Linked DNA regions of Mus musculus: region 1 is linked to region 2. The links are chromatin loops, found by intact Hi-C in ENCODE. Cell type or tissue: left cerebral cortex. All regions are shown on one strand. Links, peaks and the distances in the headings refer to the core of each region. The heading gives the core; the rest is flanking DNA. Region 1 holds the start of Flrt3 (fibronectin leucine rich transmembrane protein 3). Region 2 overlaps Macrod2 (mono-ADP ribosylhydrolase 2).

Region 1 (15,442 bases), core at 4,875-12,874, 160 kb before region 2:
GTCCTATGAGGTCGTACAGCAAATGGCCGAGTAGGGAAATGCATCCTCAGAGCACCTCTCTCCCAGACCGGCCAGCTTTCCGTTAGCACACCTGTAACCCACATTTCCCACTTATCTTTCTTTTCTGTTGAAGGCTTTCAGGCAGCTGAATGGAGACAGATCTGATTAAATATGGATATAAGCCCACAGGAATTTGGTCAGGCAAATTTTTCCTTTTAAAATAGAATCAACTCTCATCTGAAAATGGTTTCTAGAAAGAATTATTTCAAACAATAATTTAATCCAGGTGTTTGATTTTCAGTAACTGAAATCACTCCTATCCTTTCCTGAGAGGTTATCAGTTACACCTACTTTTTCCATCAAAAATCTACGGCCACCTCTCAGTTTAACCTGCACTACTGAAGACTTCTGAGAAATTGGCTTTTCAATAGATGTTAACATGCTAAAGTCCTACTTTCATTCAGTGGGCCATTCCTCAGAAGTCAGCAAGAGAGCAAGCATAGAACAATAGGTGTCGGAACATCTCTTATCGAGGGGTCACCTTCCACTCCTGAGAGCACCCATTCTCAGAGGGGAGTTCTAAAGGTCAAACAGCTGCCAAACTCAAGTTAGGAACCACGTGAAGCTAACGGAGAGAATAGCCATGTACTCCTAAGACAGACAACTAGCCTTCAGAGACAAACAGACCATTTCCTAGAAAGGATAAAGTCATGAGCTTGTTAGAATCAAGCAAAGAAAGAAGGGAAAGGAGATTGCTATTTGGGTAAATATAGAAACAAGATTCGTCACTTAAATTCACTTACTTAGGAGAAAACTTACAAGTCCAAATAACAGAAAACTGATGATAAAATTATACCTGGAAATTAAAGTCTTGGAATCCTGTTAATTAGGCAGAGAAATCTTAGTGTCTTGCAACTGTCACTATTTATTCATGTACGCAAATTAAAATGATTTAAACCTGGAAGAACCATTTCTAACAGATATTTTAAGATATTGATGACTGCAGCCATGCTCGTGGCAGCAAAAACCATAATAATAATAATAAAAAAGAATGTAGTTAGGCTCAACCCTTTTAATTTTAGGGAAGACTGATAAATATGAGTGATTGTATCTTCCTAGTTCTGAAGTAGAGGTATACCCTTATGCACACATGTAGGTGGTCTCTCTAGTAGTACATAAAACAGTCTTCATTATGTGAAAATGCATGTGGAAAAAAAAACCTTTCTACTTCCCAATAAGACTGCTTTCTTCAATATTTTTCACTGTTCTTCCATTTTCTCCCTTCTCCTAAGTAAATCACCATTTGACCCTGCTTTCTCATTTGCCAAATCAATATTAGTTGGGATTGCCATCCTCTGTTCTCCACAGTTACGATTTTAATGTAATAAAAATAATCTGACTTTTGTTAACTTATTTTTGGTACAGATGGCTTGAGCATCAGACACCTGTTTCTCTATTGTGATCTTATAAATATTCTCCTAGCGTGCTTGTGTTTTTCTGAGTGTGCTATCACTACCTTGCAGTAGTAAACTTTAGGGAGCGCGGAGATTCCAGAGTTGCTGCCTACAAACCAAATGGCATCTCAGCTTTGGCAAACTGAAAGGCTCATTTCGGCTTCTCTCACCCCCTCTAGCGTTGGCAAAGCTCATCTGTCTGATTATCCAGTTACCTCACTGAACAAGAGCTGGGCTAAGTCCTGCCCACCTATGACATCACCCCCTTCCTCAACCACTGCGAGGTGAAGCTTTAAACTTCAGACTTGGAGGTGGGCTGCGCGCAGTCAACTGGATGCTCTCGCGCGCAGTCCTCAGCGCAGGAGTGATCTGAAGCAGGACCGCTCAGGCTGCAGCTGCCGTGGCTTTGTGTGCACTGGATGCCGCGCTCCGGAGACGGGGGAGGGTTTTTACTTCAACTCACAGGCAATGGAATTACAGCTGTAGCAGCAGGGTATAAAGGATTGCTTTTTCCTCGTCTTCCTGGTAAGTGTTTTCCATGCTTTTTCTCATAATTGTCCCAGAAACTTCGCTTGCTCTTACTCTCTAGAAGGAAATGACTAGCTTGGTTCCATGAGGGATCCAAGTAGCCACGTTTGCTCTGTCAGCAGGACGGGTCAAAGATGTGCGTGCAAGCCAGCTCTAGGGAAAGTCTTACAAAATAGCCGAATGTTATAAGTTTCTTACAGACTTAAATCATTTTTAAAAATAATAAATAGCTCCTCTCTGTTTCAAGCAATTTCTATCCGCGCAGAGCTTCACGGAAAACTGCAGTTGGAAAGTTGAGTGTTTGAGATAGGAGAGGCAGATTTTTCTCGGCTACAAAAGCGAAAGGTCGCTAACTTGGTGTGTACTGTATGTGTGGTATGATCACCTATCGCTGTTTCTATAACTGTGAAAGAAATCAATAACCCCTCAGCCCATGAGTACGCAGTACATGAAAAGCATACATCTTGCTCGCCGCCAGCAAAGCTGCGCTGGGAGACTGGGATGCCTCTGTAGAGGATTAACAGCTACACCTAGATTTGAAAGCTTGCACTGCTTATCCGGCCCCAGCTCCTTCAGGCATTCCGGGCTCGGGAATCTCAACTAGTAAATCCAACTCAGAATCTCCGGGCCAAACCATATTCCCAGTCCAGGAGACTGTCAAAGCCTATCGCTTGGGCGAGTGTAGAATGTGACTAGCATAGTAACTGGGTAGTCCACTCAGAAAAACTAACAAAGCTCACCCTGGAAGCCGTGCTTGATGTATGCAGTGAGGGGAACAGGGGAGGGAAGCCTCATCAAATGGCAAAGGCAGAGTGTCCCTTCACTTGCAACACACAGTGAAAAATATTGTATTGATACAAATGCGTTAGACCACAAAGCTTCCAAAAGGTATTTAAGTGTATCTAATTAAAAAAAATGTTTTTCAGTAAATTATGTCTGAAACAAAATGGTTGCATAAAGGTAAAGAGTGCAACAGGCCCATCTTTTCTCAACATTGGGAGCGGGTTTATTACTTATTTAGAATGAAAAGGAGATGGAAAATGTTGGTGTTTTCCAAATTACAAAATCAAATGGTTTTTAATAATTATTTTGATTGTTCTCAATAAATCTATGCTTCAAAATGCACATATTTGCTGTGTTATTGGGATGAAACAACATGGTCAAAGCCATGAAAAGTGCTTCAGCTGTGGCTATTCCTTTATTCATCCTTAACTGTGTAAGAATACCCTAACCAGTATAAACAGAAGGATGAACCTGTCAGCTCCCAGGCTACGATCACTTAGGCTTGACTCAGAGTGACAGGTGACTGACACCCATCTCTTTGGAAATGAGCAAAGAAGGTAATTCTTTTAAAGTGCCATAACATATTATTATCACTACAAATATCAACAAGCATAATGGTATGACTGTGCAAAGGCTGGTTATCACTTAGCTTCACGTATATGTGTATGCATATATATATATACTTATCAGCCTAAAATGAGGAAAAGGGTTAAAAATGTCATTACATGTGTTCAACTAAAGAACAAGAAATACCAGTTTATTGTTTTACTAGAAAACTCCCAAGGGTGAGAAACTATATTAGCAAATGAATAAACACAGTGAATTCATTAATAGGGTATTCTAATAGTGGCATCAATCAGTTATTAATTGGGCTCTTTTTTTTTCTCTGCATACCCTTTTGAAAATCGATTCTGGTTAGGTTCAAAATGCCCAATTAAACAATTCCTGAATCTGATGTTTATGAGATAACAGCAAATAAAGGTGTTTTTTTTAAAACAAAAATTACAAAACAAAACAGGAAATTTGTCATAACTAAATGTGGCAGCTAATAGAAGCTATGTTTCTTTTGCTTTCAAGTGTTAATTAAGGAGCCTCCGATTCTATCAAAACTTTTTCAGAGCTAAATGAAGCGGTGTGAAATAAATTTGGTTGAAATCTTGTGGCTGTCAGACTTTGTTAGTGAGCTATTAATTATCTTTACCCCAGTTTCTTCTCTGGCTATATTGCCCAATCAAATAGAAACTCCAATTATACTCAGAGGCTCCTGCCTAGGGACAGAAGACCCTAATGAACAGTCAGTCCCTCCAGATGAAAAATACAATTATCAGTTTGAAACAGGCAAGCACAAGCAATGCAGATTCTCCCCTGTGCTTTTCTTGGCCACACATCCCAAGGCCAAGATTACTGGCCATTTTCTGGATTATTTCGAACAGTTTTAAACCCAACAAATGTTAGTGGCTGGGAGTATGCCTTATTTTAAAATGATATGAATGTTTCTTCCTTGAATTTTAGTTATGATAGTCCAACGTTCATATGAATCTAGTCATTTAAAAATATGTAGCATAGAGTTGCCATTTCAGTCGGTCTCAGCCCTCCTCCCTTTGAAAGGTGGGTGGGCTAGTTAACAAAGAATGTGATTAATGGCAAAACCTAAAGCTAAATTAAAAATTCTGTATAAACCCTTTTCTGCATTCTCGTTTTCATTCCAGTTCAGTAAAAGGCATTATAAATAGTTGTTTCATGTCAATGAAGAGAACCGTAAATGAAGTCAAGGAGGGAAATAGGATTTGGTGAATTTTTCAAAAGCTTTGATTCCTCCTCCCCCTCCCCTAGGTCCCCACCCCTCCAACCCCCACCTTTTGCCCCAGAGGCCTTCACTGTTCTTCTCAACGGGAGGCTTTGTTGTAATTAAACCAGGGAAAAACTGGCCAGCAGCAGCCAACATCTGACTTGCGGCTTCTGCAAGCAGTGTTCTGGTAGAGTGTACCACCCCCCAGCGGGCAAAACTCAACAGTAAATCTCTCAGCAGTATCAGCCGGCAGAGGCAGAATGGCGGTCTCTCTCCCTCCGGAGCAGGAAAGGAATGTTCCTGCTTCTTCTAACACCTCCACCGCTTCAGACTTTCTCAAAGTCAACAAACCAGTTTCCAACCAAGAGATGGCTGGCTGGTAAACTGTTTTCTGGAAAAGAATCCTTCCTTTTTAAAAACCAAAATAGGTATATTCCTTTCAAAAAGCACTTTCAAAATGCAGATCAACATCACTAAATTTGTATAAACATCACAATAATCTTGACAGTTTTGAAATCTATATTATACTGCAGAAGAGGGAGTTTTAACCATTAGCACAAATCCAGAGTATATGTTAAGGAACAAGGCTTAAAATACAATTTAGCCAATAAGTAACATGTCTCCATGCTTTGCATATGCATAATCTCGTTCCCACCCTAAAATCAAGTGTCAGGGATGTATGAAAAGCTCTTTCCAGGTATTCGTCTGCTCAAGGAGGAGAGTAAGAAATTGCTTTCACTTGATGAGACGATGACAGCTTTTGTTCTGTGCATGAGTTACCGTGGCAACTTTGAAGAGAACCCGGCAGGGCAGGCCACATTTGGTTAAGCACCACTTTCCAAAGTGTGCCACTGGAGTGTGGATTGACCAGCTTTCTGTGATGCTGGTTTTCTTCCTACTCGTCCACTTTAAATCAATACCTACCTTACACAGCCATGACAAAGCATTGTAGTTTATATTCTTTAGATGGTCTCACTAACTGGGACAGAGGCTGTCACACAAGTGACTCAAATAAGAGTTGTCAAAATAATGCATGAAATTCTAAAGGCCAGAAATGTAAAGTGAGGTTGGGTTGGCAATGTCAGAGCGGTTCTAGTTGAATACAAGCAGGCACACCTTTCATTACAGCTGCCCAAATACAGTCAGCATCAACTTAAAGCCCAGCGTGGGCCTCAAGCCCCGAGCCACATAGTTCCTCTCACCGTAGTTCTCTTCCTCATCCAGGTCTTAGGTCTCTAAGCCATTTAGTCTGGCTTGAATATCCTGAAAGGAACAGCCTGTGGTGGGATACAGGATAACACACCATCCTTTTGTCTTAAAGATGCTTGATTTCACTTTACCAACAAACGAGATGAAGCAAACGCAGGATTAAGATTCGTTTATAACAAACTCAGTGGGGCAGTCCTCTTGCTTTGGAACTTTTCCTTCTGTTTTCCATAAACGAAAAAAAAAAAAAAAAACCCTTCTTCGTGTTGGAGGAGAGTCTGGACGAAACCTAGTATAAAAAGGCACACTTTGCTTCTCCACCTCTCTGCAGACCCTGCAGACTTCCTGACTCTCGGGAGGAGAGCTGGAGGGACTTCTGCATTAAACAAAGGAACTGGGGCCTTCCTGAAATCTGATGATCGTGGAAAATCTAACTACCAGACAGGCTGCTTGGAAAGCATTTTGCCACCACTCTTAACTAACCTGATGGAGTCCATCCGGCTTTCCAGTTTCACGACATACACAGTTCACTTGAGATGCTGTTTGTTGCAGCAGAACCTCAATATTCACAGATTGCTCATTTGGTGAGCAATTTTCATAAGTAAATTATTTCCCTAACATGCTAGATGCTGTTCGTGTATGTTGCAATTTAGCTCAAAACATGCACAGACACAGATTTGAGTACGCATGTGTTTTCTTCAATATCAAGATTTGTACATGACGCAACAAATTTTGAGTGCAAATTCTAAATGCCATAGTATTTTTAATGTTAATATTTTTAAAAAGTTTCTGCCATTATGAAGTCATTCTGTGAAAGCAAATCAATAAAACAGAACTTACATCTCACAAAATTAACTCCATGCAAAGTTTCTTTACAGAGTATTGATCAAACGAGTTAAGTGAAAATCAACTTGAATAAAAGGTTGTAAATCTAAGATTTAGGAAGTTATCATTATGCCATATAACTTTACTTTAAGCTACCTTATATTCCCCAAACCTAAAAAATACGTCCCCATTCAAAGTCTTTGTCTGCTGAAAGAGGAGAAACCACGTAAACAAGTACATGCATTGAGTTCTTGATTTTATTTACATGTCAGTGTCCTATTGAGAAACAACTTATTAATATTTATTAGTTTTATAAAGTGCCTCCAGAGAACAGCATCTTCATCTACTCATATAGCTTCTTGGATATATTATAAAAATAAATTAGAGACCAGAATTGGTTGGGGTTGTAAACCATTTTAAAAAGCATTTTTTAAATTATTATTTTGAAAAGAAGCAATCAAAAGATGCCCGTTAAAAATCTATTTCACCAGTAAGGTGAGTGTACGTTTCCCTTAGCTGAGGCTTAAGTGTGATACACTTCATGATTGCATTAAAAGGAATTATAGAACACGGCACTAAGTACCAGGGCGCCGCTTATGTTTTTCCCAAGTTACCCCAGTAGTAATCGTTTTCTAGAGGATGGATTGCTTTTTGTTCAGAAGTGACTGCCTTTTTCAAGCCCACGCAGAGAGAGAACTCTGAAGCCAGGGCTGTGGGGCTGGCCACAGTATTGACAAGAGTGACTTGCTTTTAGCCATTCGTACCTAACTGCAAGCTGCATGCCTGTGACTATGGAGATCCAGCCAGACACCCAGTGTAGGTACCAAAGTTGGATTGCTTGTGATGGAGAGACCATTATCATGTTAGGTATGCCAAAATCCCTACTTAGAACCATAGTCTGAAATATGAAGAGGCTATAAAAGCATATAAGATGTAGTCATAAGCTGAACAGTTCTGACCGGGGAGTCCATTTGTGAGACTACCCTCTTCTAAGAAGGCATTTACTTCTGTGCCTTTGCTTTGAGTTTTAATGAAATTTAAGGAGTGAATGGCATTTTCCTCTTGATTTATTGAGGCTTAAGGCTTTCTGTCGGTCCACTCTGTTTGCACTCTTGTATGAACAGTGAACGTTGAGACTGAATATCAAACAGCAGTGTTAGCAATTTCAAAAGTGTGAATAGAACAGGTTAATCTAATTAATCTTTGTTTTTCACATTAACATTTATTCCATCTCTGCCTAAAAAAGAAAAACAAGAGAGAGAAAAATCAATGCATATATTCTTAAAGCCCAGTTCTGCAAAATAGATATAATTGAGATTTTTCTTTCCTCTGTTTTTCTTTTTAAAGCAGCTACTGAAGCAATTTTATCCTCAGTTCTCATTGCAAACATCACACTGTGGTTTGTCCCGACTCAGAACAATCACTCATTTCAAGTCCCATTCAGTGGGTTCATCATCTGACCTCTGAAGTATGCCCTGCCTTACCAATGCCCCTGGAGCATATGAAATACTTGACCAATGGTCATTTAACTCACGTTCTCACTTGCTAGGAGCATAATAGTTTGAAATTAGATTTCTAATGCAAGTTAACTGAAGAGATTGTCCCCTTGCCTGGAAATGACCACGTTATTTTATATGCTGGATGGTTTTCAAGGTGAGAAAACGTTTACGGAAAAGGTAACTTTAGAGTTATAATTTCAGCAACTTGGTTCTCCCACTCTCCCACTCTTAGAAGGCAACACTGTGTAAGCAAATACACTGTTGAAATCCAGTAGTAATGTAAAAAGTCTTCAGAGTAAACATAAACCATTTAAACTTTCTACTACAGGCACTTTGCAGCACACACCAGTCTGCTCTATGTGTTTGCCAACTGCTATTTTTGGTTGCTTAAAAAAAAATGTGTATCTGCCATTTTCAAGTTCATTTAGTATGAGTGTAGTCTATGACAGCATTAGTGTCTAGTGACAAGCTAAAAGAAATAGGAATTTTGCAACAAAAGCTAGGAATGCCAATTGTGGCCTTGCTTAACATACACTCTCAGGAAATTCTGGAACAGATGCTGTCCTTGTTGGATGCTAGGTAGTAACTGGCAGAGAAGCGATGATTCCTTTAGTCCTTAGTCTTGTGGTCAAATATTCTCGTATACCCATTGCTTCCTATCTGTATGGAAGGTGTTGAATGGGCATCCTGAGTAACCTAGGCTCACACTTATCCCCTGTCCAACTCCCTAAGCATCCTCGCGTGTCTTCTATCAGGATGATGGGCAAAGCAGTCACAAGCTCAGTGACTGGTGTGTTTTAATCACACCTAAGGTAATTTTTCAGGAATGAAACTACAAATTGTTGGGGGACTGGCATGTTTGTGTTTAATTGGAGAAAGACAGCTGCCTCGGGTTCCTGTTCCTTCTGCAGTACCTCTAAAAAGAGATGGAACAAAACAATGGCAAGTTCAATGTGCTAAAAGAAAATTGCACTATTCCCTTTTTAAAAATAGTTTTTAAAAGTCCCATGACTTGAACTTCTATGCTACAAATGTGGGCGAAACCACTTGAGTGCTAGAGTTTCCAGTTCGCTGGTGAATCCTGCTATACCCTCAGGAGGAAGGTGAGGGTGCCCGCATTCTTCAGCTAGGAAAATACAAGCATCAAATTGTGCTCTGGGAATATCAAAAGAGGAGCAGCAAAGCCATGTCTTTTTCACACTTCAAATAGTAGATCGTGTGATTTGGAGAGCCATGTTCAGAAGTTCAGAGTAATTACAGTGCCTTTTTATCAAGAACTTCCCCATGCATTTGTTCATTGCTGTGGTATGTTCTTTTAAAACACTGCATGCCCAGGCACCAGAAAGTGAACTTTAAGACATTAGCCTGAATTTGAAAGCCCTGAAAGGGTCTTACTGCTTCTTAAATGAAATTTTCCCTCTGTGTCTAAACTCAAGTGTGTGTCATAAGAATCACTTAACAATGAGAGTTATCAGTTGGATGACAATCTCATCTTTGGCTACTACTTGACTTGTATAGTTAAGTAGAAAACACAGACAGAGAGGTAGGTCCACCACTTTCACTGGATGACGAACAATGCATTGCCTCAAAGAACTAATTGATGTTAACGCTTTAGGAAGTCCCTTGGGTTTGCTGGGTTTTACTGTCAATAGTGCTACTTTTTGTTTTCTTTCTTTCACAGGAGGTGCTCAGTCCTGGCCCATTTTAAGGACGAGAAATATAAAGGGAATTTAGTGTGCTTCCTTCTCTTTCCATGAAGACTGCATGCACTGTGCCCTTTGCTTCTTAAAAGAGACTCCACCCACTCCAGTAGACCGGGGACTAAAACAGAAATTCTGAGAAAGCAGCAAGAAGCAGAAGAAATAGCTATTTCACAGCAGGTAATCACACCTCAGGATGTAGCTACTGTACAGAGTTTATACTTGGATAATCCTGGATGGGAATAAAGGGAGGGGGTAACAGCCTGGAAAACCTATTACTACACAGGCCTTAGCATCATGAATGGCTTTCTTCATGAGGATCTGAAGTTACTATCTCTGACCACATTGCACAGAAGAGCCAATAAGAATTTCAAAGAGGGCAGTTTCAACTGAGGGAAATAAGCTATACAAAAAGAGCCACCACATTGAAACTATCAGAAAGAGAAAACAAAAACAAAAAACAAATAGGAAACCATGTGTCCTACATAGTAACTGGAGGCTGAATTGTTTCTGGCCCCCACTTTAATGAGCTTGCTCACCATGCTGAACTACAGCTGGAATGTTCATTGGCAGCAGCGAGCCTGATCCGAAGGTGTGTGCGGCATAGAATTACTTGAATAAACAGTGAAGAACATTGCCAAGGACTAAAGAGTTTTAAAGTCCCAGCCCCTCACCAAGAAAGTAACATATGTGCATTGGACTGTCACCCAAATTTCTTACATCGTTCAATAAGGTAGGAAAAATATTAAGCTATTTTATTTCCGTGCCTAAAATTATAAAGGCTGCTTAATACCTAGACTTACAGAAGACAGAATAACACATAGTATACCTACATCAATCTGTAATTCTTTAGCCCATGGGAAAACTTGAATCATTCTGGCTTAGAATTTGAAGACTGATAAATTCACTGTTAAAACATGTTTTGAAACAAAAAACAAAGTCTGGATCAAGTTACTAAAGCATGCAGCACTAAGTATGACAAAATAGGTACAGGGAGAAAAGGTTAGCAGAAAATGAAATTTTCCATTCTCACCAACTCCACATATGAGTTCTACAATTCCTCCCCTAAAGTAAGTGAACTATTCCTTCTTATTTTCTTCCCAGAAATGCCTTTCAAACAATATCTAATATTAATATTAAATAATATTAATAACCAAAGAAAATGCTTGGCTTTACTGAGATTAAAGAACTCAAGAGATGTGTAGCTAACTATTCTAGGAGAGTAAAAACATAGATGTTTTTCATTACATATTTCTATATTTTATGATATTTGCCAAAGGAGACAGAAAATACTGGCATGTGCATACACACACACACACACACACACACACACACACACACATATATATTCCTCTAAGAAGTTTCTATAAATATTAAAAGTTAGAAATTTGATAAGCTTCATGACTATCTGAATTGGATATAAATAATTTAAAATATTTTGACTATTTAATTATATTAACCATTTTAAAATAAAGTAGATTTAAACATGTTAACGTATATTCCAAAGACACTCAGGATAAAGAAATTATATGAATGTGCTTGTTGGTAGACAGCAATGAACCCAGGGTGCTCCTCTCTGAAAATTGATATACTGTAATTGGTTATAGATATCTTCGTTTCCACATCTGTTCTTAAGACACTTCAGTATTCTGGCCTAATTGTTTTTTCTTGTTTCTCACTCTCTTGTAGTAACAGAAGCTACCTGCTATAATAAAGACCTCAACACTGCTGACCATGATCAGCCCAGCCTGGAGCCTCTTCCTCATCGGGACTAAAATTGGGCTGTTCTTCCAAGTGGCACCTCTGTCAGTTGTGGCTAAATCCTGTCCATCTGTATGTCGCTGTGACGCAGGCTTCATTTACTGTAACGATCGCTCTCTGACATCCATTCCAGTGGGAATTCCGGAGGATGCTACAACACTCTACCTTCAGAACAACCAAATAAACAATGTTGGGATTCCTTCCGATTTGAAGAACTTGCTGAAAGTACAAAGAATATACCTATACCACAACAGTTTAGATGAATTCCCTACCAACCTTCCAAAGTATGTCAAAGAGTTACATTTGCAAGAGAATAACATAAGGACTATCACCTATGATTCACTTTCGAAAATTCCGTATCTGGAAGAGTTACACTTGGATGATAACTCAGTCTCGGCTGTTAGCATCGAAGAGGGAGCATTTCGAGACAGTAACTATCTGCGGCTGCTTTTTCTGTCCCGTAACCACCTTAGCACAATCCCGGGGGGCTTGCCCAGGACTATTGAGGAATTACGCCTGGATGACAATCGCATATCAACGATCTCTTCCCCATCACTTCATGGTCTCACAAGCCTGAAACGCCTGGTTTTAGATGGAAACTTGTTGAACAACCATGGTTTGGGTGACAAAGTTTTCTTCAACTTAGTAAACTTAACAGAGCTGTCCCTGGTGAGGAATTCCTTGACAGCAGCGCCAGTGAACCTTCCCGGCACAAGCCTGAGGAAGCTTTACCTTCAAGACAACCATATCAACCGGGTACCCCCAAATGCTTTTTCTTATTTAAGGCAGCTGTATCGACTCGATATGTCTAATAATAACCTAAGCAATTTACCTCAGGGTATCTTTGATGATTTGGACAATATAACCCAACTGATTCTTCGCAACAATCCTTGGTATTGTGGATGCAAGATGAAATGGGTACGAGACTGGTTACAGTCGCTACCGGTGAAGGTCAATGTGCGTGGGCTCATGTGCCAAGCCCCAGAAAAGGTCCGTGGAATGGCTATCAAGGACCTCAGTGCAGAACTGTTTGATTGTAAAGACAGTGGGATTGTGAGCACCATTCAGATAACCACTGCAATACCCAACACAGCATATCCTGCTCAAGGACAGTGGCCAGCTCCTGTGACCAAACAACCAGATATTAAAAACCCCAAGCTCATTAAGGATCAGCGAACTACAGGCAGCCCCTCACGGAAAACAATTTTAATTACTGTGAAATCTGTCACCCCTGACACAATCCACATATCCTGGAGACTTGCTCTGCCTATGACTGCTCTGCGACTCAGCTGGCTTAAACTGGGCCATAGCCCAGCCTTTGGATCTATAACAGAAACAATCGTAACAGGAGAACGCAGTGAATACTTGGTCACCGCCCTAGAACCTGAATCACCCTATAGAGTATGCATGGTTCCCATGGAAACCAGTAACCTTTACCTGTTTGATGAAACACCTGTTTGTATTGAGACCCAAACTGCCCCTCTTCGAATGTACAACCCCACAACCACCCTCAATCGAGAGCAAGAGAAAGAACCTTACAAAAATCCAAATTTACCTTTGGCTGCCATCATTGGTGGGGCTGTGGCCCTGGTAAGCATCGCCCTCCTTGCTTTGGTGTGTTGGTATGTGCATAGGAACGGGTCACTGTTTTCACGGAACTGTGCGTACAGCAAAGGGCGGAGGAGAAAGGATGACTATGCAGAAGCCGGTACTAAGAAAGACAACTCCATCCTGGAAATCAGGGAAACTTCTTTCCAGATGCTACCGATAAGCAATGAACCCATCTCCAAGGAGGAGTTTGTAATACACACCATATTTCCTCCGAATGGGATGAATCTGTACAAGAACAACCTCAGTGAGAGCAGTAGTAACCGGAGCTACAGAGACAGTGGCATCCCAGACTCGGACCACTCACACTCATGATGCAAGGAGGTCCCACACCAGACTGTTCCGGGTTTTTTTTTAAAAAACCTAAGAAAGGTGATGGTAGGAACTCTGTTCTACTGCAAAACACTGGAAAAGAGACTGAGAGAAGCAATGTACTGTACATTTGCCATATAATTTATATTTAAGAACTTTTTATTAAAAGTTTCAGATTTCAGGTTGCTGCTGCGGTTGATGTAGTGGGGATGCCTGAACACAATTCTATATTTTAGTATTTTTTAGTAATTTGTACTGTATTTTCCTTGCAGATATTGAAGTTATAAACCATTTACTTTGTGTTCTACTGAGTAAGATGACTTGTTGACTGTGAAAGTGAATTTTCCCGCTGTGTTGAACAATCAGGACTGCGTTCACATGAGACCCTTGTAGTATAAGCACAGGCCGTTTTTCACTTTGGTATTAATACAATGTAAAAAGAAAAAAAAAAAAGAAACCTGGCTGGATGACAAAATAAATTTTAAAAACTAGTTATGAAATAATGTTCCAATGGTTAAATTTGTATTATCCCAGTGGTATTCAATAAATCAAAATCTGTGGCATAACGGGCAGTATCAAACTTGCCGCACCTCTCATTTTACCCTAGGCAAATTAAATATCCTTAAGGAAGTTAAGCATAGTTTCTGAACTGAATACATCAGCTGGCATAAGGACAATGTGAAGGCTTCAGCTGTCGAAGCCACCGTCAGCAGAGCTTCAAGAATAAAGGACTTCGTGAGAAGAATCATGTAAGTGCAGGGAGTATGTGTACTTAAAAAAAAACCATGACAACTTAGACTTCTGTAGTGTAACCAGTACATATACTAGAACTGCATCTTGGTTTCTGCCTGGATCATCCAGGCTCTTGAAAAAGTTGAATTCTACACACAGAATTGTTAGTGTTTATGATGTTTTTATTATAAAGGATGTCTGAGAACAACCATCAGCAATTCCTCTCAGAGATCTAGAGAAAGTAGTGCTTTAAGTAAGTGAGAATTTCAGAGAAAAATAAATACTAGATATCAAATTTAGATCTGGCTTATATGAGATGCTTGAACACTGTACATAACTATTCAATTTACTTTCACCATGGTGGAGCATACTGCCCGTTACTGTCACAGTTTCCAGATATTACATAATGGACTTGTAATGTAACATTTCTTTACAGCTTCCTACTGAATTGTGAGCTATTACTTGTTTAAAAACCATACCACTTTTTGTTGCCATGACTTTTTTTTTTTCAACAACGGAAAAAAAAAAAAAAAAAAACCAAAGTGCACTGTACGCCCTTTGGCCAGTCTTGTATGTGCCTTGATCCAACGCTACATGTATTCAGCTTTTGAAATTCGACAAATTTTTCATACTTCCTTAAATATGAAAAATTATGGTCTTATTGCTGAATAAAACTTAAGAAAAACAGAATAATTGTGCTTGCTTTCGGGACTATGTTACCATCACTAAAAGTAGAAAATTGCCAGCACATGAGTCCGAAACAACCCCATGTATTTTTCTAGGCATAAAAATAAAAGTTGGGTACAAATAAAAGAAATGTGGCATCTTGAGACTGTGTATCCTTTTTACTTCAAAGAGTCCATGTTTTGTGGCTAAACATTCACTCAGGAGATGAAAAACTCTAGAGTGGTTTCAGTGTTTTTGTCTCAGGAGCACTGCTGCCATTGTCTGAGCTAACACTTTAAAGGTGGTCTTGGAAAAAAAAATGGTTTTAAATATCCTTTCAAGAGAGTAAGAAGGCATCAAAATATTTGAAATCTGTTATCCATCTTTAATAGGTATACTATCTAATTAAAAGGCTTGTGGTTCAGTGGCTATCTCTATGTATGGAGTAGACTACTAAAACAGCAGTGCAGGGTCATTGTGCAGCTCAGATGTGCTGAGAGGCTACACGGCATTCTGCTCTCTTTGTTAGTTCTGTTATGTTCAAAAAAACCGTGTTCCCAGAGGCTTCCTAGACACCGT
Region 2 (15,442 bases), core at 4,759-12,758:
TTGGTCACTTCAGTGCAAAACTACACCAATCACAATAACCAGCCGCACATAATCTTCCCTCAGAGTGCTTTTGTACCTGGAATGAAATAAATAAGTAAAATAAATAAAAGCATAGAAAATAACCTCAGTAGAATACATAGAATAATAAATACCAAACAGTAAAACAAAACCTAAGTTTTCTTTGCTCCTCTAAACTGATGTTTCTTTATAAAATCTATTTCCATATACACTCAAATGAAGTTCAGGTGATACAAATGCAAATCTTTCTGCTTACATGAAAACCTTTTCACCATAGGTGAGCGGTTTTACTGAAAAGAGACTGTGAGCAGTGTGCTCTCCAAACATTGATTTTGAGGGACGACATGACACTGCACCATCCTTGACTCAATGGAAAGTGCCAAAGATTGATGGCAGTATCTAAGAAAGCCACAAGAAGAGGCCAACGTGTTCAAACTATTTGCAGAGCAAAGAACATCAAAGAGAGAGAGAGAGAGAGAGAGAGAGAGAGAGAGAGAGAGAGAGAGAAAGAGAGAGAGAGAGACATGATTAGACAAATGCTTCCAAATAATTAGATTAAGTAACAGGCTACTTGGAATCCAATCAAGAAGTCAGAAAATAATTCAGACCAAAGATAATTTTTTTTCATCAGCTTAAATGGCACTATTGTTAATTTTTCATAATATTTTAAATTTTTGGTATTTAAAATCAACAAATTTAAATATAGTCAACTTTTTCAAAATAGTCATATGGAAACCGACTACCACAGAAGCTTCCTAAATTACATATGCATAAGCATGAAAAAACAAAAACAAAATGGAGTTATTCTATTACAGGGCAACAATGCATAACCACAAGATAAATATAAAAAGCCCAGCGGCAGGAATGCATTACATCTTTTGGAGCTTTGGCATTTGAAGTCTCCTAGACCTTGTCCACTTCAAATGTTACAGGTTATTGCAATTGCTTTGGTTATCCTCCAGATCCTGACAGTAAGATCCTATTGTTGAAGATACCAACACATACTGGAGCCATAGCTCATGGTGAAAGCAAGATGATATGGACCTGGAAGCTTCATCCCTTCTGACAAGTTTTCAAGGTGCTTGAAAATATTGCACAGGCACCAGATTAGAAAACTAATCATTAGTCATTCAGATCTCTAAACCCTGCAAGCTACAAACATGACTGACCCAGCAAGATGGGCCAACTGATAATTACAGGAACACCACTGGAATAACTAACCATTTTCTGATTGTATTTAAGTCATGCTCCACAAGACAAAAGACAAAACTGGTACTTCTATAGGGTCAGGGGCCTATGTCTAGACAGGTTACATACCTTAGGGAAGAACCTGTGGCTATTGTTCTACTAAATAGACAAAGTAGTATTCAATTCCAAATAAATGTGTTCAAATCATTATATTCACAGATTGGTGCAACTCTCACTTGAGAAATCTCTTTGCTGTAGATGATAAGAGGCCCACAAATGATCAAGATACAGAGAAGAGACTTCAGAATTCATGGCCCTAACTGGAACATCTATATTATTATATCATTGCTCCCTAGACTCAGGGATCACTGGGAAGAGGGGGCAAAAAGACTGTAAGTGGCAGAAGTTGCAAGTGACTGATTACAAGGAAACACTGTGTCTGGGCACAGCAGGGCAGCGGCACACATGAACTCACAGTGGTTGTGACAGCATACACAAAACCTGTGCAAGACATCACAAGAGCAAATGTCACACAGCACCAATGCTAGCCATAAAGCTATTAGCTACTGTTGGCTTCTAGGAGAAGAAAATAACAGTTTTCTCTAAAAGTATAGGCCCTGGAAAAGTTGACCACACTCTGTGGAAGACCACACATAAGCACAAATTGTACTTGAGAGGTTAAAAAGAAAAAAAGAAAGTGAGGGAGAAAAGTTGGAGGGTTTGGAAGGAGGTTTGGATCTAAGAAGAACCAGAAGGAAAGAAGATTATGATCAAAACACGCACAAAACTCTCAAAGAACTAGTAAGTTCACAAAAAGACTCACAACTAGTTAGATAGATAACACAGACATGTTGCCCAGATCCTCATGCATGAAAGCCTTTCCCAGTAATTTACCCAGGATCACAAGAGACCACAAAACTCCACTTGCTAAATTACATGTTCTCTGCTCTCATTCAAGCATTCATGTAAACATATTCATGCTGGATGTCAATCATGGTACTGCTAATACTTACAGGCCATGTGGATAAACAAGAAGAAAACTGGCAGTAAGATTCCAAATGTGAATCTTGGGAGCAATGATATAGAATCCAAGTGACAAAAACTTCTAAAACTTTAAGTTATCTAAAAAGTTCAATTTGAAAGATATTATTATCATCTTAATTCTAATATCTGAAAGCAATAAAACTTAACTAATCTCAGATTCAGATTTTCTTACACCTGTAAAATTTGTATATATCTTATAAGAAATGATGAAAAACTGCTACCAACAGGACACTCAAAAAACTCTGGAAGCTCCACTACTGTGAAAAGAATCACTTCTCACTGTGCAAAGTAGTCACTCTATAAAAATATTATTACACCCATGTAATATTTCTATTAAGATGAGATTAGCACAAGACTTTTAAAAATAGGTTTGATAGAAATAATACAGCAAACCCTAAATGTTCAACATCTAATTTTTTTTTAAAGTCTGAAGATCCACACATTCAACAATAAGAAGTTTCCCTGAGGCACAAAGTTAAATGCACTTGGTAGAAGCTGGAGTGTAGGAAGCCTATCCTTTGGTCTCTGCAAAATCCCCACCAGCCCTATCTCTGCATTTAGTGTACTTTGCTGTTCCTTGCTTTGCTCACATTTTATAAAGGGCAGCCAGAAGAGGTACCATACTCCTTTAAGCCAAGCAGCTTGCAGTAGCATGCAGCCAACTATAGCTATAAATGAAACACAAACTCTTGAACTGATTTAAATCTAATGGAATTTAAACATTATGGGATTTTTTTGAGACGTTAGTTTTATTTTATGTAGTGGTTAGGCTGAGGAGAGCGGCCTCCATAGGTTCCTAGGTTTGGCTCCCAGGCAGACGATTTAGAAAGGGTTGAGAAGTGTGATCTTTTTGGAAGAAAAGTGGATCACTGAGATGGTCTCTCCAGCTCCCCCTCTTCTCTCTTCTCTTTTCTCCCCTCTTCTCTCCTCTGTCCCTCCATCTCTGCCTTCCTCTCTCTGCCTGGATCATATGTGAGCTCTCAGCTACTGTTCTAGCATCTAGCACCATGCCTGTGTGCATGCAGTTATGCCTCTGGCCACAGTGTTTGTGGACTAACGCTATGAAACTGTAAGCAAGACTCCAATTAAGTGCTCCATTCTATATAAATTTCCTTACTCGTGGTGTCTCTTCATAGCATTAAAATACTAACTAAGACATACTGTTTCCTTTTGTAGCTCGACAGCATGGCTCTCAGGCATGAATATCATAGATGATAGTATCACACTAAAATATCATACAAAATAAATGTATGTATGTTTGTATGCATGAATGCTTCCATTGTACTTCCATATCTAGCTTCCTGTTCTCCAGGCAGTCACTTGAATTGGAACTATTAGATCTTATATGTGAACATGGTGACTTGGCATGTGAATTGCAGAGATTATCAATAACATTATATAGCCTGATGCTTCAAACAGCAGGTGTTTAAATGTCATTTAGGAGACACTTAACTATTTTATTTTATTAAGGGTGTCTCTACACCCTGGCTCTGTATCATCCACGATACTTTGCAACTGTCCCTGTTTCCTACTGAATCTTTGCAACTAGCCCTGTTTCCTAAGTTGGCAAAGATGATGATGGATCTTGAGCTCACTTTCTATTTTCAATTCAGTTTCATAATAAAAGTAACTATCGTTTCCTATCTATTGTTACTTTTAAGTCCTAGTATCGATTCTATATAAGAGAACAGTCTAGAGAAAAAACAGGGATGCAGTTAAACTGTTCAAGGTGACTAGACAGAGGATACCTTTTGTGCTGATGCAAGCAGGCTCTCTGCTTAATTTATAGACAATCCTCACATGTTTTTAAAGACTATAATTTGAAAAGCCATTAAATATGAAAAATTCATACCAAATTCTTATATACCAAGGATTGTGTTATATGTACAATTTTTTTTTAGCCAGCATTTGGGAGGCAGAGGCAGAGGCAGGTAGATTTCTGAGTTCGAGGCCAGCCTGGTCTACAGAGTGAGTTCCAGGACAGTCATGGCTACACAGAGAAACCCTCTCTTGAAAAAACAAAACAAAACAAAACAAAACAAAACAAAAAACAAACAAAAACAAAGAACAAAATTAAAAAAAAACTGTCTTCTCAAAAAAATGATTTTGTTAAAATTATGACTCAGATGGATCCTATTGTAAAATGCTTGTTATGTAGTAGCATATTTAATTGCAAAAATCATCAAAGTCATTTAATTATGGTAACTTTATTAAGCAACACATGGAGAACATGGCAGATATGATATGACCTGGAAAAAAAGCAGGGGAGATATTTATAAACTCAGTTGATCTCAACAGACTTGAGCCATAAATTAAATAAACTGGGAAAAATCTATAGAAAAAAGTCAGGAGAGCAGACGTGCTAATTAAACGTGTACTTTGGCAATGAAGGTTAGCAGGGATGATATAAACACAGTGCAGCTGCCACTGTTGTTCGAGGTATTGATGATGAACACAATGTTACTGGAGAACAGGCTTCTTCATACCACTAAAAGACAAAACTCAAATACAATGTTTAGCTGAGCCACAGAAAGCATATATTTAAGTAAAGGCCAAATGTTAAAGGACTTTATGACTTGAGGCATATTAACAAGTCATTTACTGTATCAAAAACAAAATTTGTGGCAGAACCTGAGAGTGAAAACAGTCTAATGGACTTAAGACATTAGTGGATTTAACCACTTGTTTAATGAGTTAAGTAAGTGTCTTCAGAGTGAAAACCAACTTATTGATACAACGTTTCAAATAGTAACAGAACTCCAAACCAAAGGTGTTCCAAGTGAAACCCAAACTATTTTATGCATTTCAACATGTTTGCTTAAATAATATAGAGCCTTGCTTTTTGAAGTTGACAGGGGATTTTGCAAACAGGTTTCAAATTTTCAGAAAATTAATCCATGTTTTGGTATACATGTGCCTCTTACTTTCAGTAAACACAAATGTGTTATCTGCACAAGAGTGCATGTTGTCTCTTGTAGAGGTCAGAAGGTAACTCAGAGGGGTCAGATCTTAGCTCTCTCCTTTTGCCATGTGGGTTCTAGGGATGAAACTCAGGGCTTAAGGGTTGGTAGTAAACAGCCTGACTCATCTTACTGGTCCAAAATATTGTGCTGGTAAGTTTGTTTTCACCTTGAAGATGCGTGTTTAACTCATTCAAACAAGTGGCTAAATATTAATGTATCGATTCATCACCATTGTGGGAGATGAGCTCATGTACAGAGCAGAAGATAACTTGGCAAAGTTGAATCCTGACACTTTAGCCCCAATTTCCAAATGGAATTCATAGAACTATATTCTTCAACAACAACAAAATGAACATCTCTCTTTATTAGTCCTTCACAGGTCCTACCTTCCAGATACAAATCTCTATTTCTAGTGGAAGGTAACATGAAAACTATACACATTTACAATAAATCTTTCAGAAGCCCAAACTTTCCATGAGAATTCTAACAGAGAATTTAAATTTAAGAAAGTACAATGGAAATATTGTATGTAGTTTTCAATTACAAATTTAGTAAATATTAAATATTGAAAAGATTAATTTTGAAAATGTAAAAAGGAGTTAAACTTCACCCTGGATTTCTAAGTATTCCTGTTATCAAACTCTGTTACCTGGGAATCTATTGCTAAGAAAACATTAGAAACTGGAATGTCTAAAATTCTCTAGTAAACATTTTTAACCTACTATTAATAATTGCACATAGAGTAAACACAAGTAAACAAGTCAATTTTTCCTCAAAGATTTACTTTTGACATCTATGAGAAATGAACACATAATTAAATTAACAGTGTTTCTGAACACCAACTCTGAAGTGGGTCATCAACAAAAACTAAGCATGACATCAACTAACGTTTACTTGTATCTAACACAATGTGGAAGGAAACCATGGAAAGCTGGAGAACACTACAGCCAGGAGACAAGGCAAAGACTCAAGACAAACTGTAATTATCTTTAGTGAAAATAAAGCTGTAGAAACTGAGCTGCAAGCTGCGATACCGGATGACTAAACATATGAGCCCTGTGAGAACTGTGTGGAAATGAGAAGTATTCTGTAGGCAAAAGTGAGGCCATACAGTGGGCAGTGCTCCCATACTTCAGAGCCACTAAAGCTGTGCTCACACAAAGAACACATCGGTATGGGTGTCTCTCCCTGCTCTCAACTGTCTTCATCAACAAAACATGTAGGCTATTTCTAAAGGTCACTGAACAAATAGGAACTGTTTTCTAGTATAAAAATAAAAACATCCAACTGTTTAACAATATTATAGGACTAGGATACAGCGCAGTGGCAAACCACTTGCCTAGTGAACATGAAGTTCTCAGTTCCATCCACAGTATTACAAAAATACAGAACTTAATGTACTTCAATTACTTGGTCCGTGGCTCTACCGTAATATCTATGAAGATGCATCCTAGCCCAGGACCTGTCTTCTTGCATTCAGTACCTAATCCCAATACCAAACAAGGGAAAGCATGGGGGTGCCACCTATTAGCTGAGGGGATAAAAATTGAATGAAGGTGCAGTAAAACATAAAAAATAAGTGAATGAAGCAAAACATGTCAAAAGAAAGACTGGGCCAAAAGACTAAGAAAACTCTATGGTGAGCAGGCCGAAAATCCTATTAGGATGTTAAAATTCAGTAAGTACTTTTATTAAAAATGTAACTTATAACAAGCAGTGATGTCAGTCCAGGCTTTAAGAAAATGGGAAAAGTGTATAATATATCATTTGCAATAACTACATCTTCATACAACAATTATTTCGGTTTTGATTATTCCTTGAAGATTAAAAAAAGTCTGTTTTTATATATATCCCAATTACTTAAGGCACTCATAAATTGCCATGCATACAAAAAAAGCAATTTTAGCTAATGACATTCATAAATACATATGTATATATTCAAGCACTAGGATTTTTTTCTAAAACATCCTTAAAAATATGAGTTTCTAGAAATGAAAGATACAAAAAGCATAAAGTTTAGATAAAATGAGGAGGGGGTATTGTGCAGTGTACAATCCATCCATTTTCTCATCTATATAGTTTTCCAACATCAATTCATTATCTTGTTTATAAGATAGTTTCAATTACATATTTAATTCTAGGTGAATTTGTTAACTTTTCTAGAAAAATAATTTTAGATATGCAAAAAAATCATAAATCTACGTGATTATGGAAACGGCTTATTTCACAGTGGCCTCAACCAAGGCTTCACATTTTAAAGTGTGCATGAACTTAGATACTATTCAGTGATCACATTAAGGGGGAAAAAAGGTAAAAAATGTTTTTACCAAACTGGAATTTCTTGCATTGGTTTTTCTTTCCTTCACACAAGTGGTCATTGAACACAAATTCCACACATATTAGACACTGTAAAAATGTTCACATTAAACAAAATTATCACAGTGTTGTAAAATGTCAGCCTCACTTAAGAATCCTGCTAGTCGGTGATTTCACTATTTTATCAAGCATGTGAAATGCTATCTTCAAACTGAATGTTGCTGCTAGGTGGCTACACAAACTCTGCTTGCTTAAAGACAGGATTATCAGGAAATAGGAGTCTCTTTGACAAAGTAATGTAAAGCGTTTCCCAGAATATCTCCCAGAACAGCCCAGACTCTTGATAAATCCCTCGAACAGTGTGAAAACAAGTGCCCTTTCAAGGAAAACTACCTAGTGATTAATTACTGAAAGTGTACAAGACCAGCTCCTAAAGACAAGGTTACACTGCCATGAGAATAACGTGATTCCTACGAGTTACTGTGCAAGCTTCTCCCTCATCAAATTCATAGTCTGGCTACTTTCAAAGGATGTAGGGATTCAAACAAATAGAGAAGGAAGGAAGGAAGGAGGAAAAGAAGGGAGGAGTTGTACTAATTTATTTATAATGCTATAGTAGTCTGCCAGAGACACTTTCGGACATTTTGTATGTATGTTATATGTACCCACCCTAAGGATCGCTCAATTTATGCTTCTATAATCCTTACTATATAAACATTCTGAGTATTATTATAACCCACAAGTGAATATAAAATGGACTTGTGAAATATGAATTTCAGATACTCTTTATGCATAACAATAAAGTTCTCTATTTTATAAAAACATATTTATAAATACACAAGCATTTTAGTGAAGCTCTGATCAATTCCAAATTTATCATGAATTTAGCAGGTAGAAGATGCAAGTTTTGGAAGTGGCAGCAGTTGCCAATATCACATTATGTTACTGACATCAGACTTTTAAAACCATTAGTTTTCTTAGTAAGATAACGTGTGTGGCTGATGCATCACAATGTTATACGACAGAGCTCTTTGGAAACATTGAGGCATGCTACAGCCATTTGCCAGCAAGATACACCAGTTCCCTTCTTCACAGGAGGATGCCAATGAGCATGGACGGGTGGTAGAACAGGAAGAAAATGACTTGGGGGGTCCTCCGCAGTTGCCCAGGTGATAAGAAAGCTCTAAGCTGAAAAACCTGTGATCCCTAAGCAGCAGCAGAGACATGGAGAGATTCCAGCCAGCTTCACAGCACCTGCAGTAAGTTCTGATTGGTGGAATCACAGCACACCCTGGTGACAAAAACATGCTACCTCTGGCAGGCCTGGAGCTCCGCAAAAGGCAAAGCAGAGCGAGCTTGCACAAGACTTCTTCAATCTCCCTGAGAAGAAACAAGACAGTGAATAGGAAAACCAAAGCAAGGATGTGACACAAGCAAGTATGCAACATAAATGCGATGGTTCTGAAGCCAGCCAGCTGTTACTTCCCAGCAGCATGGTCTTGGGGGTGCTTTTAGGTTGTTTATAACTCAATTTCACATTAAAAGTATCTTTAAGAATCAAAGAAAATACTTGAATCATGCTTGGTACAGAGCCTAGTAGACAGAAAGAACTATACAGACTCGTTATGCAAATGAATGGATGAGGCTAATGTAAAGAGAGAATTAAGCTAAAAGGAAGACTTTCTATTTAAAATGAGTAATATTTAAAAATATTCTGTTTAGGGCATGGGATGTGTCCTCTAGCATGCTTTTTACATACAAAATCCCTTTCCGATTTTATAACAAAATTGTCTCCTTTTACAAACAAATATTGAGCCCAAAACAAAATTAATAAGTGCAGCTCACCAGGAGAGAGCATATCTAACTTTTCGAGGAGGAGGAGAGGGAGGGAGGAAAGGTGAGGGACAGGAAAGGATGTGGAATGGTATAGCCAGGACTCAGACCTGATGTCACTAACCGCAGACTTAGTGGGCTACAGACACTGCCTTTACTCCTCTGGTGTTGTTTATGATAAGGCACCATCTACTTTAGACAGGGCTATCCTCCAATTTGCCAAAGATGTAGCCAAGGATAATCTTGAAGCTCAGTCCTCCTGCTCCTGCCTCCTAAGTGCTGGAATTACAGACCTTAGCCACCATGCTTGATGTATACAGAGCTGGGGTCCAAAAGCGAAAACTTCCTAAATGCTAGACAAGAGCTCCTCCCAATTAAGCTGCATCCCCAGGCTCTTGTGCTATTTCATGGTTGAGGAACCTGAAGTATCTCAGCTAAAGTCCTGGCCAAGGCTCACGGATTAATAGAGAAGTAAATTTTCTAGTGTACTGGGAAAATGTTATATGTCTCTGTCCCATACAACTCAATAGATATAAAATTCCATGGTCACTGGGAATCATCTCTGGAACCACAGTCTTTTAATTAGTAAAAACAAAACAAAACTCCCTACCCACAACACATCCCCAATACTAACTAAACTGAGGAAAAGCACTCTTCTTTCTGTGGTAGAAAGTAGCAAGGTTGGTTGTCCATTCAAGGAAAGCATGCTAAAGTGTCTTTGTTTCTCCAACACAGAAGGGAGGTGAATGAGAAGTCCCAGGTAAATACAGGAGCCCACTAGCTCCCTATCCCCGCTAAGACTGTTGGTGACTGATGAAAAGAACTTTCTAAGGGTGCATTCCATTTGACCATGCCCGGGCTGGAAAGGAGAGAAAAGGCAGGCAGCTCCCCATCAAAGGTTTGTGGAAGTCATCTCTTAGCAACTGGAGCAAAGGTCATGCAGGTACTAACTAACCACCCTCTGCAGCAGAAAAGCAGACATTTTATACCAGCAGTGAAAAGATGAAGGAATACTGAAAAGACAACAAGTATCACAAGGCACATTAACAACTCTAGCATAGGGTCTCAGCACTGCACACAAATGAATGTACTTCTTTCTGGATGAACTGAATATCTAGATTAAATTCCATACTACGTCAAGAGAAAAACATTATTTTTGGCTGGTCTTGTTGACTATGTTTTCAGGCACTTGCTTACACAACTCATAAAACAAAATGCCTATTTAAATTTCACAGGCTTCCATTTTAATGTCTTTTGTAGATATTGGAATATAAACAGTAGTTTTTCCTTCCAAACAACAAATGCATGTGCAAGACATAGCATATTCCTCTATTACAAAATGCTTTTCTTCTTCTTTGTAGATTTTCTTTTATATATGATAGAATCTCTGAATAATACAGCCTTAGATTAAATAACAGTATTAACACAGTAACTATCAATAGAACAAAGACACAAAGTAATAAGTAACTACCTCATGCCATCCTAACATTTTTTTTCATTTCCATATAAAATATATTTAAGTATGGACATTCTATTAAAATCTAGTAATAGTTTAAATATTAACATCCTCTATTCATCATAAATGGTTTTGCAGATCATTAACAGTATCAAATATTTTCTTGCTTGCTTGATATTAGTGGAAAAAACTTTTTTTTTTTTGAAGAGAAATAAAGGATGTTTCTTATTTGTTCTGAAAAGTACAGTATTCATATTTACTTCAAAATATCAAAAAGTACCATTTTAATCTATATTGATGAATAATAAATATATATGATGGTATATACTTTTAAAATAATATATTAATAGTTCAATATAAATATAGTAAACATACTTAAGGGTTTTAATACACATATACATTATGAAATATTACTATAACCAAGCTAGCTAGCATAACCACACTTTGCACTAAATTTTTGTGTAGATACACACTGAAAAGACATGGGCTGGAGATATAGCTTCCCTAGCACCCAGAGGCCTTGGCTTTGATCCTCACCCAAGGGCAAGGTGGGGAGATATGTAAATTCTCTTAGCAAATTTTCAGTAAATAATGCAGTGTTATTAGCTACAACTGCCACATTAGTTATGCCTAACAAAGTATTTGCCTAACACAATTTCCAGAAAGAAGGCTTTATTTTGGGCTCAAGGTATCTGTCTGCTCATTATGGTAGGATGTGGTGAAGAAGGGCAGTCACATGCATCACAGCAGTGAAGGAGCAGGCAAAGGACTGTCAAAGACACATCACAGCCAGAGGTGTGTTTACTAAGCCATCAAATCCAGTCAGGTTGTAAAACGAAGGCTATCATAGTCACTTCATTGTAGCATACTAATTAAGTAATTATTAAAAACCCATTCTGTTTCCCTTTGTGATATAATTTTCTGTAGAGGGTGTTTGTTTCCCTTCTAATTTGTATAACAGCCATAGACTTTTAGTTCCTACTTCCCAGGAGGTTTATAAAATTATTACTCATAGTAATCAATTTTGAAATAATAATTTAACTTTCATTACATACAAAAGTTCTACAGTTTCATTGAGTAAATCAAATTGAGCCTGCTCTAAGTTTTTCTTATGTTGTACGGAATTGCAGTTTTCAGACTAGCCAAGAATGATTTTTTTATAAAGTAACAGCTTTGACCAGAGTTATTTCACCAAGAGTGTAAGTGCCAAGAAAGAATGACTCTGCACATCTTGTTTATGCAAGTGAGTAACCACCATCTGCCAGCACTCTGCCGGCACAAACTGATCACTTATGTATGCCAACAAAGGATGACACTGGAATATACACCAAATCACGTAAAAAACAGATGTATGAGCCTATCAATCATACTAGATGAAATGCCCTCACCTGGATTTATAAAAGGAGTAGGCTAAGACCAAATGACATGTGACACTACTCCTAGTGAGATGCTGTCTTAGTTAATATTGCTGTGATATTATACCACCACCAAGGCAACTTTTAGAAAGATGGATTTATTTAGTTTACAGTTTCAGAGGGATAGCAGTGCATTATGGTAGGGATACATGGCAGCAAGCTCAAGAAGGTATGGAGGCAGAAACAGTTGAGCCTCACATCTCACACTACAAGGAGGGAGCAAAGAGACAAATGGCACATTTTTAAGTTCTAAAAACTCACCCCTATGTCACACTTCCTCCATCAGGGCCATATCTCCTATGTCTGCCCAAACAGAGCCACCAACTGGAAACAAAGTATTCCAATGCCCAAGAATTTGAGTGGCATCTCATTCAGATGTGAATATACATTTACTCACCCCAGATAGGGAAAAACAGAGCAGAGGAGAGATATAACCAAGGTCCAAATTGATGAACCAAATCATATTACTGGGGTAACTTATAGGTACATGTGTAAATAGTTATTTACAGGGGCAGAAACAACATAAACATGGCTACATAACTGAAACGTACCTCAGCATGGGTAGCAGCCCACTAAGCTAGAAACTTGGAGTGCTAAGTATAACCAGTAGGCAACTAAACAGGTAGGAGACTCATGTTCTTTCCAGGCAACTCAATTGGTCTGAGCCTACTCTAGGAAACTTAGCTGGTTCATGTTTCTTCCAAGCACCTCAGATTGTCTGAAAGTGTCTCTGAGCAGTACATTACTTATATATACTTAGAGAAAGAAGTTGGGGGAGGAGATAACCTAGTGAATCTGGTTAGTTTCAGGGACTTCCTGAAGCTTTCTAGTTGTTTACTTCTTTTCTCAATGAGCTTCCTTAGAGGGTGAAATGTTTTACCTTTTGAACACCATGTTGTTCACTTCCATTTTAAAGTCTTTTATATATTAATGTGTGATATGTAATATGTAACCTGATAATTAATGTTACTAGTAATTAATATTGTGATAAAACCCTGTGTTTGCCAACAGAAGCTATTAAAAGAAATCAGGACTATTTGGTAAATTACAAGCAATGAAACTGATGTAGTTTGTAAATGTATTGGTTGTTCAATAAACTGTGATCCTGTAAAAAAACTAAGTGGTATCCATCTATGCTTCTGACAAACCATGCACAAAAATTTACCCTTGACATTTTTGTTGTCATAATTTATATAGCCTACTATTTTATGTTTCTTACTCATTAACAAATTGCTATAGTGACAGCTATTCGAAAAGTTTGCCTATCAACTTTCATGTTAAAACTAATAAATGATTTACGTACCACCATTAGAGCATTACAACTCTCTAAATTGAACTGTATATTGGTGAACCTTATGCATCTACATGTTTTCATATTATGAACTATTATCCATTCATTTTATCTGGAAGACTTCCCTTTAGCCATTCTAAGAAAGACCTAATGATGAACTCTTTGAATATTTCTTTGAGAAATTCTTCATTTATTTTTCTATCACTTTTGAGTGACATCTGCTCTGGGTATTCTTGGTCAGTACTATTTTTCTCTCAGCATTTTAATAAACTGTCACACTCCTATTCTTCAAGTTTTCTGTTGAGAGACATAACCCAGTAGCCTTCTGTGTCTCCTGTATCTTGAGGCTTAATAATTTGGTTGTAATACATCTTGGTGACATCCTTAGGTAGGATCTGATGAAAGATCTTTAACTTTCATGGATGTGTAAGAATTGGCTTGATTCGGGAACCCCAAGACCAATTTCTCAGCTCAAAGACTTACTTGCTCCAGAGGAACAAAGGGCAGCTAATAAGAAACAAAGACAGGAGATAGAGGATGAGGAAGAAGGTGAAGGGAACAAGGCAGAGGGGAGAAAAGTGGCAAAGGAGAGGGGTAAAAGTATTGGTCCCAGGGGTCAAAGGGCTGCCTCAGAATAAAGACAAGAGAGACTTGGCCCATAGCCAAATGGCAGTTTATAAAAGTAAAAGGGGAACCTCCTTGTTAAGAAGAGGTGTTGAATTTTAATTAGGCATGTTAATTGGTGAGCTAAAAGGGGCTTCTGATTTCTGGACTTCAATACTTTGATAGCTGGATCTTGGTAGTCAGTCAGCCTCAGGAGGAGCAAGTGGCCAAATAAGGGGATAGCCAGTGTCGGCTAGCTTTAGGAATATGATCTAATAGTTTTCAGCAAGGCAGAGGGAATTGGGGAGAAGGGCAAGACCTGCCATAGCTGCATGCTATTGTCACTTTATCATGTCCAATATCTACCCTCAGATTTGGAAATTTTCCGCCATTATTTCTTTAAATACGCTTTCCCCTAGTTTTCCAGAAGTGAGGCCTCGCTCCTCTAAAGCTCTCATAAAGGATGTGCTAGTTCTCCTGATAGTGTGACCAGTGTCCCACGAGCATCTGCCATCCCACACTTTTCTCTCTTCTGCATAGACATATTCTTATGAGTTCTCTTCAGAGTCCTCAGTTTGACAAGCCTGATGGCAACGCTCTCTAAGCATTTCATTCATTTCACCCAAAATTTCTGTTTGGTGTTTTCATATTAATAAGTTCAATCTCCTTTTTAGAGTTTCCAGATTTGTTCAAGAATTATCTTTCAGTTTCACTTAGCTGCCCATCTTCTCTACAACTCTGAGTCTATGGTACATTGAGTATGTATTTTCTTTACTTATAATCTCTTTGGAATTAGATATGAGAAGTACTAATTGTTTTTTTTTAATTTTTTAAATTTTTTATTAGATATTTTCTTCATTTACATTTCAAATGCTATCCCTAAAGTCCCCTATACCCTCCCCCCGCCCTGCTCCCCTATCTACCCATTCCGAATTCTTGGCCCTGGCATTCCCCTGTATTGGGGCATACAAAGTTTGCAAGATCAAGGGGCCTCTCTTCCCAATGATGGCTGATTAGGCCATCTTCTGATACATATGCAACTAGAGACACAAACTCTGGGGGTACTGGTTAGTTCATATTGTTGCTCCACCTATAGGGTTGCAGACCCCTTCAGCTCCTTGGGTACTTTCTCTAGCTCCTCCATTGGGGGCCTAGTATTCCATCCTATAGATGACTGTGAGCATGCACTTCTGTATTTGCTGGGCTCTGGCATAGCCTCACAAGAGACAGCTATATCAGGGTCCTGTCAGCAAAATCTTGCTGGCATATACAATAGTGTCTGCATTTGGTGGCTGATTATGGGATGGATCCCCTG

The links. A loop is a pair of places that touch in the nucleus more often than their neighbours do. Peaks named below come from ENCODE experiments on the same cell type or tissue, not always from the same donor. Only the 100,000 strongest peaks of a DNase experiment are listed, where the experiment ranks them.
Region 1: a loop joins it to region 2, with 6 times the contacts of the local background. A loop is called at or near these places in 3 of 42 quality-filtered maps.

What each region holds. Positions count from the first base shown.
Region 1 is chr2:140,657,783-140,673,224 of GRCm38, reverse strand. The region is part of intron 3 of Macrod2 (mono-ADP ribosylhydrolase 2); the gene reads right to left. Flrt3 (fibronectin leucine rich transmembrane protein 3) reads left to right here and starts at 1,749. Exons shown (of 3, transcript NM_178382.4): 1 at 1,749-1,979; 2 at 9,766-9,964; 3 at 11,474-15,027. The coding sequence starts at 11,519. The coding sequence ends at 13,468. In left cerebral cortex, for the core only: no CTCF peak of the experiment used is centred there; DNase peaks (open chromatin) are centred at 5,375 and 8,567; H3K4me3 peaks cover 1,954 bases; H3K27ac peaks cover 1,418 bases.
Region 2 is chr2:140,494,513-140,509,954 of GRCm38, reverse strand. The region is part of intron 3 of Macrod2 (mono-ADP ribosylhydrolase 2); the gene reads right to left. Among named protein-coding and RNA genes, the nearest start is that of Gm23846, 62 kb to the right of the region's middle. In left cerebral cortex, for the core only: a CTCF peak has its summit at 8,830; DNase peaks (open chromatin) are centred at 6,258, 8,821 and 12,066.